Regions from separate parts of the Homo sapiens genome. Here region 1 is linked to region 2. The links are chromatin loops, found by intact Hi-C in ENCODE. Cell type or tissue: PC-3. All regions are shown on one strand. Links, peaks and the distances in the headings refer to the core of each region. The heading gives the core; the rest is flanking DNA. Region 1 overlaps UTRN (utrophin). Region 2 has its middle 290 kb from the start of TRQ-TTG4-1.

The links. Hi-C counts contacts between places; a loop is a spot of excess contacts. Peaks named below come from ENCODE experiments on the same cell type or tissue, not always from the same donor. Only the 100,000 strongest peaks of a DNase experiment are listed, where the experiment ranks them.
Region 1: a loop joins it to region 2, with 2.6 times the contacts of the local background. A loop is called at or near these places in 1 of 110 quality-filtered maps.

Annotation. Positions count from the first base shown.
Region 1 is chr6:144,756,173-144,761,558 of GRCh38, forward strand. UTRN (utrophin) reads left to right here. Exons shown (of 75, transcript NM_007124.3): 58 at 1,757-1,817. Among named protein-coding and RNA genes, the nearest start is that of SNORA98, 350 kb to the left of the region's middle. In PC-3, for the core only: no CTCF peak of the experiment used is centred there; a DNase peak (open chromatin) is centred at 2,649; H3K4me3 peaks cover 601 bases; H3K27ac peaks cover 2,917 bases.
Region 2 is chr6:144,894,349-144,899,734 of GRCh38, forward strand. No RefSeq gene overlaps it. Among named protein-coding and RNA genes, the nearest start is that of TRQ-TTG4-1, 290 kb to the right of the region's middle. RefSeq lists an enhancer at 3,091-4,290 and a silencer at 3,265-3,559. In PC-3, for the core only: no CTCF peak of the experiment used is centred there; DNase peaks (open chromatin) are centred at 3,313 and 3,843; H3K4me3 peaks cover 1,651 bases; H3K27ac peaks cover 4,293 bases.

The DNA.
Region 1 (5,386 bases), core at 298-5,297, 140 kb before region 2:
CAGATTTCTAAAGCTCAGTTTTTCAAAATGTAAAGCTATGTACCAAGACCAAATGAAAGAGGAATTTACAAAATAATTGAGACTGTCTTTACAGTTCTAACTATCAGTTATCTTTAATATTGATGAAATGCTATACTTTCACCTAGCAATCACTCTCATAGTGGAAATCAAGCACATATTCTTTTGGAAGTGAAATATTGTGAAATTTATACACATTTTTGTAAAAGTCAAATACATGGCCTTGTATTATCTAACACTGAGAATCCAAGGAGGTAGAAGTTATTCAAATCAAAACAATTATTAAAATGAGTGGGGAAGTGTAAACAAAGTCCCAATTAATACATTTAATAATTGTTATCCTTTGCTGCTTGGAATCTTTGGCTTTATTATATTTCTTGGACTTCAGCCATGGTTATAAAAGAAGCCTGTTTAGTTAGGCACAAAATAAAAACTGACCTATTAGCCTGGTGCCAACACTGAAATGAGGTTGGCTCTAATGAGAAATGTAACATACCTACTTCCTCATTTTCATCCCTGTTTATACTTTGGTGGGCATAGATTGAGAACAGAGTGCTTGCCTTTTATAAAGAGAGGAGGAATTGTTGAGTAGAAGAATTGCTCAGCTAGTGTTCAGAAATTGAGATCACATCTGAGCTCGACCGTTTATTTACTGGCTGTCACTCTTTGGGCAAGTTATTTTATCTCTACACATTTAGTTCCTCATCTATCAAATGGAACTTTAACGTGTATCTTGCTGGCTTCCTTACCGAAAACATATATTTGAAAATGCTTGGCAAAGTTTAGAATGCTGAATAGTTGTAAGATATTAATGTGACATGAAATTGAGAAAAAAAGTATTGGTGACAACTGGCTACGTGAGGATCTGATGATATTTGCAAAGTATGAAAATTCCAAGTATTATTTGAATTTTTATATTTGTTCATTTAGCAAAATTCTTTTATGGCACTAAATTCACATGTACTATTCTTCTTAAATAAGTCTTAAAATAATTGGTTAATGTAGGAATAATATATTTTTTATAAGTAAGAAGTAACTAGAATTGTAAAAAAAAAAAAAAAAAAAGTACCTCAATTTAAAAACCCCATAAAATCTCAGTCATAGTAAGGTCTAGTGCAAAAGTAGGAGACTGGGCTCTCTGTATGTTTCAGATGAAAGTAAGAAATTGGGATTTTTCTGCCTAGACGATTGCCTTGGTTCTTCACAACTTTTTGCCTATTTTTAAATTCCTTCTTTTTAAATGTTATAGAATTGAATTTACTTAAATGCCATCTGTACTCAATAGCTACTCCTGTGACTACGATGCAAAGTAAACAATGTTATTAGTCATCTGGAAAATTCGGTCTTGAAAAATCTAATTTTTAATCTGGATATACCAGGTAAAATTAATTTTGGTTTTAGCTTTATCAAAAATATATATGGAGTACAGTTTCCAGATGGCACTAAGGTTTAAACTGTAGTATTTATAAGCAACACCATTTGAAAGTTTAAAAGTATTTTTATCAACAGGTTAGATTAGTTGGCATTAGACCTTGAACCTGTATTGTTTCTTGTTTTACTTCAAATGAATCCTTAAAGCCATTTTTTGTTTGGCCCAGTGGATCTCATAATTATAGGAATCCAGCTCAGAAACCAGAGCAGTTCATTGAATTTGCTATAAAATGTTCAGTTGTTTTGCATTAAGGTGTAAGGCTTTTTGGTTTCCAACGTTTCCAATAATCTCCCTTTGTTTCCTCAGCGTCAGTCCAGCTGCCGTGGCAAAGATCCATTTCACATAATAAAGTGCCCTATTACATCAAGTAAGTTGATTTTAATTCTCCTTTATGATACCAAGAAAATCATGTTTTATTGATAACTTAAGAGGCTTCTCTCCCCATAACTTTTAAAAATAGAATTCAGTCCTATTATCTGAAAGAAACTGTGATATAGTTAATATTAAAAAGAAACTACTTTTAACATGAGAATTATATTTTTCATGTATCAGATTAGGGATATAGGTGTGTTTAGCTGATATATTTTAAAGTAGAGATTTAAATATTTGGAGACAGACAATAAGCTATGATGGCCATACTGTATTCCAGCCTGGACAACAAAGCAAGATCCAGTCTCTAAAAAGTAAAAAAAAAAAAAATTGGAGAAAAATGACAGAATTTCAAAATACTCTTGACATAATGATATTTGTCAAATTGTACAAATTCTAAACCATTTTTCTTCCTCTAAGAAAATCCATATAAAAATGTCTTATACTCTTGTCATTTTATTCCACCAATAAGAAATAATGATTTATCATGAAAAAGTGAAATATTGTCAAGTTTTTCTTTGTCTTATAGAAGTTATCTGCATTATTAGCATAGGCTCATCATTCTTTGATTCTGTTGTCCAGTTAGTTTCTCCTTCTTGCATACTGTTTCTTCTTCTTATATGACATTTTATAAGTTTTGTATAATTTACACAGGCTCTTAGTAGGCGTTGATCCTTGGCTTAGGGCTATATATTGTCATGGAACAGAATGATAAAATTCTACTTCTATAGTCCCTTGGAGTGTAACTTAGTAAAGATATTAATTTACAACGTGCTCTAGTGATGAGTCATAGTTGACCCTATTTTATGTGTCAGACGAACAGCATCATAATCATGACAACACTTACTTATTGTCAGGAGACAGCTCTGTCTCAGGTTAGCTGTGTGACCTCAGGTAAGTCAGATGAAGATCTCTGGGCCAAGTTTCCTTTTTATCATTTCTAACATGGGGTGTGGTATCTCCAAAATCTATACAAATGCTAATAATCTGCTCTTCCAGTATACTTCCTGAAAACGTTGTGTGAAGTCCATGTTGGTGAAATAGTCTTTTCTTATAATTTTTTATTACAGTCTGAGATGTAAGCTCAGGGTAAAAAACAGGTTTGCATAATATATAATAAATATAATAAGCAATATACGTTACATTAGCTTATGGGAGTTTAATATTTTTATCAGTGTATAACCTACAATGCACTGAGTTGTGAACTGAGTTGAGAACAAGGTATTAAAGCAATTGATTGGTGTCAAATTTGCCCAAGTAAGAATGGAAAGAGGTCAGACGCTGGTTAAGTTGGCATGTCTCTAGTGAAAGAAGATGTGATTATCTAACTGAAAATGTTTAAAACTGTTTACATTTTTATTGTACACTATAACAATAATAATAGTAATAGTATTAGAGAACTTTAATTTGCTTGGTTGAATATTGACTTGAATTTAATCTTACAAATTTAGATATAAATCTGATGTACTGTGGTAGGCAAAATAATAACTGCTCCCAACCCCTGAAAGATGCTCACATCATAATCCCTGGAACCTGTGAAAATGTTAGGTTACAAAGCAAGGGAGAATTAAGGTCGTAAATGGAATTAAGGTTGCAAATCAACTGACCTTTAATTAGGGAGATTATTCTGGATTATCCTGATGGGCTTAATGTAATCCCAGGGGCCTTTAAAAGTGGCAGGGGAGGCAGAGATTTGAGAATGCTAGCTACTAGCTTGGAAGGTAAAGGAAGCAGACATGATCCTTAAATGCAGGCAGCTTCTAGAAGCTGGAAAAGGCAAAGAAATGGGATTCTCTCTTAGAACCTCCAGAGAAGGAATTCAGCCCTGCCAACTTTGATTTTATCCCAGGGAGACATTTTTGTAACAGCAATAGAAAATTAATGCATGTACTATAAAAAAATCAAGAAGTTCACGCAAATTAATTGAAATTAATTAATTTATTGAATTGACTTAGAGTCTTTTATCATCTGATTTTTTTAAAAATGCAAACTGGATCTAGTTTTTGGGTTTTACTAAATAAAAAAAATTAAATATCTTGCTTTATGTTTATATCATGATTATCTGTGTGGTTTGGGACTTTTAAAGTCCATCCTTAATTTTAGCTCTTTTTTAAAAATGAATTTCTATATGTTTAGGTTAATTATATATGACTGAGAATTGTCTAAATCAGAATTTCTCTAATTCAAAATGTTTATAATTTTGGAAGGATCTGGTAGGATTGTATTCTTGTTCTTGTGGGGCAGAGTTCTTATGGGGCAGATTGGTAGAATAAAAGTTAGTTTTACCTGGCTTCCCATTGGCTAGAGCACTATTACCAGCACTGGAAAATAGATATAATATAATGATGGCCACTATTTTAAATAATAACGTTTAGGACTGTAGCATTTAAAAAAATCTTCTCCATCACCAGTAAAAGATCAGATTGTTTAAAATATATGTAGTTTTAGTGTTAAATGTCTTTTAAGTCTTCCAAATTTTTAGAAATGTGCTCATTTGTATATAGCAAATTCCCATTTTCACAAAACTTGTTTAACCAGGATCTTTCATTGTGTAATTTAACAGTTTATTTCCTCATGAAGAAGGAACATCAAATTCTGAAGGTAGAGTTATAAAAGCCAGTATTTATGTGTGAAGAATTGTTATGAAAACAAAATTTAATTCCCAAATTAATAACCAAGCAAATGGAGAATGAAAAAGCTTTTAATATACACTTCCCTTTGCGTGGCTTCAAAAGTAGAAGAAAAATGTTTAAAACAAATTTTGCATGATTGCCATGCAATGAGAATTTCCTGGAGCAAATTAGAATGTATATGGCTAACAAAAAATAATATTCAGGTAGAAATATTCAACGTTTTTGGTGTTTAAGTATATCATCTTTGTATTCACTGTTAGAATATGGCCAGAAAGTTGAAAGGAGACTAGGAAGGGCAAATTATTTTTATGTCATATTTTAATTTTATAGATCACTTAAAGCCCACTTTGATGGCTTCCCACTGCATTTCTGTCTCTCTAGGTAATTCCTTATTAATATTTTGAAGTGCACTGCGGTGGCTCCATGGCTCATGTGTTTGTAGAAAATGAAAGAATATAAATCTGAACTGAAAGAGTCTATATAGTATAAACCCCTCTATTTGTTGATATCTTAAGTTAAAACTAGTCTATATAGTATAAATCCCTCTATTTGTTAATATCTTAAGTTAAAACTAGTCTATATAGCATAAACCTCTCTATTTGTTAATATCTTAAGTTAAAATTAACATTTGAAAATTTTATTTGCTTCCTCTAAGGTAGACTTTCTGAAACTGATCTAGTTATTTCTTTTTTCCTAGTATAGTGCAATGAGAGCTCATTGTATTCAGGGTTTAAGAACATTTAAAATGGGGCCGGGTGCAGTGGCTCATGCTTATAATCCTAATGCTTGGGAGGCTGAGGCGGGTGGATTGCTTGCCCCCAGGAGTTCAAGACCAGCCTGAGCAACATGACAAAACCCCATCTCTACAAAAAATTAGCTGGGCATGGTAACATGCGCCTATAGTCCCAGCAGTCAGGAGGCTGAGGTGGGAGGA
Region 2 (5,386 bases), core at 334-5,333:
AAGAGTAAAGAAGAAAGTAAAAATCACTTGAAATTCTGCCATTCTTCAGCAGCCACCAAGCACATGTTGCTGACCATCCTTTTGCTGATTCAGTAATTTGGACAGTCTCTCTGGGTTGAATGCTTGAATTCAGATCTTGTTGCCCCTGTTTCTCTTCAAAGCGATGCTATCTGGGTGCACAAAGAGACTTCCTGGGACTTCCTCCCAGCAGAGGGAAGGGGGCCTCAGATCTGCCTCCTCTAGTCTCTGCAGCATGGTTTCTTACCCCTAGTTCCTGCTACCATTCATAGCTGAAGTTGGAGGCTTGTGTAATTCATGGTTACATCTTCCCTGCCTTGGCCAGAGTCCTTGTTTAATTGGGCTCCCCTGAGCTCCTGACCCTTCTGAGTCTCTGGCACATTCTTTCTTTGGCTCTTTTACCTCAAGATAGGCTGAATGCAGGCCCTGTGATGCTGCTTGAGCTTTTTTCCCATGACACCAGAGAGCAGGAAGAAGTTCTGCTACCTGTCCATGAAGAGAGGACAGCTTCTAGATGATCTGTTTCAGAATCCAATAGGATTTGAATTTCTATTCAAAAGTCCACTGCTCAAGTCATTCCCCTCAACGTGTCTGTACCACCTTCTATGCTCTTGCCCAACACCTGGAGCAGTGACACTGGCTCTGTGGCATCACTGTCTCTCATACCCCACCGCTTCTGCTTCTTTCCTGTCTTCACTGTTCTGTTCTGCAGGGCTGGGAAGGGTAAGCCTCTCCCTATCTCATCGTCAACACTACCCCCTCTCCTTTCCCAGAAGGTATCATGCAGGATGGGGTGAAAAGAGAGATGCACTGGCTTACCCATCAGGGAAATACCATGCTTGTTGAGAGGTGCCAATAAGAGGATGGTTTTGAGCCTCATGATGGCCCCACTGAAGAGAGAATGAAAGGAAATGGATTACTTCCCCCAGATGATCAGGTTTTCTATAGCATTCATGAAGATTACACGATTTCTCCCTCTCCAGAAGTTTTAAAATGAGACCTCTCAGATTTCATAAATCTGCCTCATTCCCTTTCCTATCAAGGGAAGATGCTCCTGCATTGTCCCTAAGACGCTATGGTCATCAGATAAGTTGGTGGTTTCTCAGGCACCACGTGGGGAGTAGCTGGAATTATTCACACTCTAACCCCTTGCACGTGGCTCAGTGCCTGGCACACAGTTGGCTCCCTGCAAACACTGTTGCAGAAGAATGGAAAAAAAATGATGGATAAGTTCTGTTCTACATAGCTAAAGTTTATTTTGTTTGAAGACTGAAGAACAAAGGAGACACCCCTCCAAGGTCATGGATGATTCTGTGAGTCTGTGTACACATTCCCATGGCTAGACAGCATTATATTAAAATCTGTCAATGTTTCTATGCTGTCCACCAAGCTGGCTACTGTGCTAGGTACTGACATCTGTAAACATGTAATTTATATTCTTCTGTCACCTGCATTACACTGAAGGAACATCCCTCGGGTTCACAGAAATTAGTTATCCCATAGGCTGGATGGATGATGAATAGGTGGCTTTTTCACCAGCCCAGCTAGGTTTGGAAAATGCCAGATGCCTTCACTATTCCACCGATGTGTTGATGCACATGATTAAAAAGCCAGGGGCATGCTCAGAGCAGGAGTACAAAAAGCAGACGTTTCTCCCTCAAGGGAGCTGTCTCCAGTGACCCAAGACTGCCATCATGCTGGGATCTGTGATGTCCTTTCTGCTCCCCACCCTCCTGGAGAGAAACCTGGCAGAGCTGCAACCTTGGAGCAAAGAGGCTTCCAGTCTGTTATTTTGACTTTTCTCAGCGGGGTCTTTCTCTGCCTAATTGCCCTGTTTACTCTTCCTGTTCTCTTTTAAAAGCCTGGCATTCAAAGTAGAACTAATTCTGTTTTAAGAGATTGCCAGGAAGCAACACGAAATCTACCTGCTTTTGAGTTTCACATTTCATTTTATTTCTTTCTCTAAATAAAAGCAGGGCATTTTATTTTGCGTTCCTCTGATATCTCCCTCTATTTTCTTGATTCTTCAGGCAGAACTCCCCGTGTTCACTGTTCCATCAATGAGGATGGAAAGAACACTTAAGCTTCTCTTGCTCTGTTGCTGGCCTAAAGCCATCCAGCATCTGTTTTGGGCCACTAGACAAATCTGGTCACAGCTCTGGGCCTGGAAGTGCATTGGAACATAGGCGATTAGTTCAGGTTTACCCTGACTGCTTCTAGAGAGTTCTAGGACATCATGAGCATATCATGAAAAAATATCTGGATCTCATTCTCCATTCTTGTCTTTTGCAACTCAGACTACTTCCAGAAAGGTTAACTTTAGGGTATTACTTGTAAACACTCTAAGGAATATGATATTTTACATGTCTTTCAGCATATTATTGATAGGAACATCAGTCAATGTTCCTTCATGTGTTTGTTGTTAGAGAATCCACAAAGCCAATTAGAAAGTTGCTTTTCTGGTACCTCCCATTTCTTGCAAATACATACTCCTCACTGCTTGAATATGTAGCTTAAGTGTAATTAATCAATTTCAACTAATTAAATTGAAATTGAACACTGTATTAGTTTTGCTAGGGCTGTGATAACAAGCTACCATAGACTGGGTGGCTTACACAACAGAAATTTATTTCTCATAGTTCAAGGGGCTGAAAGTCCAAGGTCAAGTTGTTCCAGGTTTGGTTTCTTCTGAGGCCTCTCTCTTTGGCTTGCAGCCAGCCAGCCACCTTCTCATTATATCCTCATGTGGTCTTTTCTCTATGTGTGTGCATCCCTAGTGTCTCTGTGTGTCCAAATTTCTTCTTCTTATAAGGACACCAGTCATTTTGGGTTAGGGTTTACCCTAATGGCTTTATTTTAATTAGTCATCTCATTAAAAGCTCTATCTATCTCCAAATATAGTCACAATCTAAGGTATTAGAGGGATTAGCACTTTTAACATATGAATTTTGGAAGGTCAGTCTCAAATCCATCTCCCCGACCAACTGAATTGGGAGGTTTATACAGTGGGAAAGGAATGTAAAACAGGAATTAAGGAGGGGTAAGGAAGCAATTACGAAGAAAGAGGGGTCTGGCATCTCATTGAATGCAGGGTCTGATGAGTTTCAGTCCCTTGCCTGAGGGGGAACTCAGATGAGACAAATGTAAACTACAAGTTTTAAGACCAGAAGGGACAATGTCTGTGTTTATTCAAAACCTCGTAAACGTAATTTCTATGGGGCAATTGGGCTGGTTTTGCCTTCACCCATGAACTTGGCTTTTAAAGCTGAACTTCCTGCATGATGGGCCTCCTGTGGCCTGCAGAGCTCCAGTTCCTTCTCCATAGAGCCCAGCCCAGGAAGATTTGGTTTGCAGATGAGAAAAATGAAACAATAAAGATCAAGTGACTTTCCCAAGCTCACATTCCAGCAAGTGACAGAGCCATGATTCAGACCTCTTACTCAGCCCAGCCTTCCTTTCTTTACCCCACGTAGCCCATAGTCAACTATAGAATCAGTTGGAATCAATAACACCTCTGGCTTAGCATCCCGAAGGCTCACATCAGACCTTTAAAAAACATATTTTGAGAAAGTAGCCTCATCGGTCCTAAGTGTATTAAATCAACTGATTTGTCAATTGAGGATAGAATAATTTCTTCTTTTTCTGGTGACATAAATTTCTCACCTCCTTTAGGAAGAAGCATAGAGGAGGAATTCCGTATTTTCATCCTGATACCATTATGATTCCATTAATTAAATGGTGTGTTTCAAAGCCCTTACGGATCAGTCATGAAATTTCTGAGGCTCTGTGAAGGTCAAAGCCCTTTGTGGTCAGCACCTCTTATTTCCGTGGGTGAGTCAGAGGTTTTCTTCATGAATTGCCATAGCCTCACCTTTGATTTAAAATATTCAAAAAAGATGCTCTTAGTGTCTCTGATTCTTAAATCTATGATTCAGGGCCTTGTGCACTACTTCTTGTCATAGCCAAAACAGATTTTCTGAGGTTTTCTTTCATGATGAATTAGAAGTTGCTCTTGGATCTGACTTTGATCTCTGCTCTTGGTAGTTTCCTGAAAGTTTCTTCTAATTGATGAGTTAACTAGGAATCAGCCAATATATGGCTTTTATGACAAGGAAAGTTTACCTGCCTTTCTACTCCTATTTGTCTGCCAGGAGGAAATGTGCCTTGAGTTCTCTGAAAAGCAACAGACTCACCATGGAAAAACAAGTTTTCTTTCTCTATATTTGTTAAATACACATTCTTGAGAGCCCTATATCATAAATAATATTAAATATGTATCTCCTTATGCATTTATTTTTTAAAGCAATTTTATGGAGGTATAATTAAGATAAGATACAATGCGTAATTTTAAGGAAAAAGTTTAATGAGTTTTGTCAAATGTAAAGATGTAAACATCACCGCAGTCAAGGTAGAAAGTCTGACCATTATTCCCTAAATTTCCTTCTCATGCTTTGCAATTAATGGCCACACCCAACCTCAGCTTTAGGCAAGAATGAATCTGCTTTCTGCAATTATAGTTCTGCTTGTTTAGAAGTTTATGTAAATGAAATAAAGCAGGGGTTCTGGAATCTTTGGGGTCTGGATTCTTTTGCTCAGCATTTAAAAATTTTATTTGGTGATTCATCCATGTCTTATGTGTAACAGACATTTATTCCTTTTTATCACTGAGTAATATTACATTGTACAAAGGTAACACCATCTGTTTATCTATTTACACTTCTATTAATTTTTTTGCAAAATAATTACTTGATATGTGATATTGGTAATTACTTGGTATGTAATTTATTCTATTTTCTTGAGTTAATATTTAGGAGTGAAATTACTGGGTTGTGTGGCAAGAGTAATTTAACTTACAGGAAACCATCAAACTATTTCCCAATGTGGTTGTGCCATTTTACATTCCCATCAATAGTATATGAGAGTTCCAGTTGGCCTGTATTCTGACACATGATATTGTCCGTCTTTTTAATTCCAGTCATTGCTGTGGGTTTATATTATTATCCCATTGCAGTTGTAATTTTGATTTTCTTGATGACTAATGATGTTGGGTATCTTTTCATGTGCTTTTTAGTCATTTTTAAATGTTTGTTTCAACATTTTTCCCATTTCTATTAGGTTATTTTTCTTTTAATTGCATTTACAACATTTAAAAAATAAATTCTAGGTATAAGTTGTCAGATACATGTATTGTGAAACTTTTCTGCCAGTGTGTAGCTTACCTTATTTTTTTTTAATGTTATCTCTCAAAGAACAGAGGTTTTTAATTTTAATGAAGTCCAATTTATCAATTTTTCTTTTATCCTTTGTGCTTCTTGTGTTCTATCTAAGACATTTTTACCTATCATGGTTACAAAGATATTTTCCTACA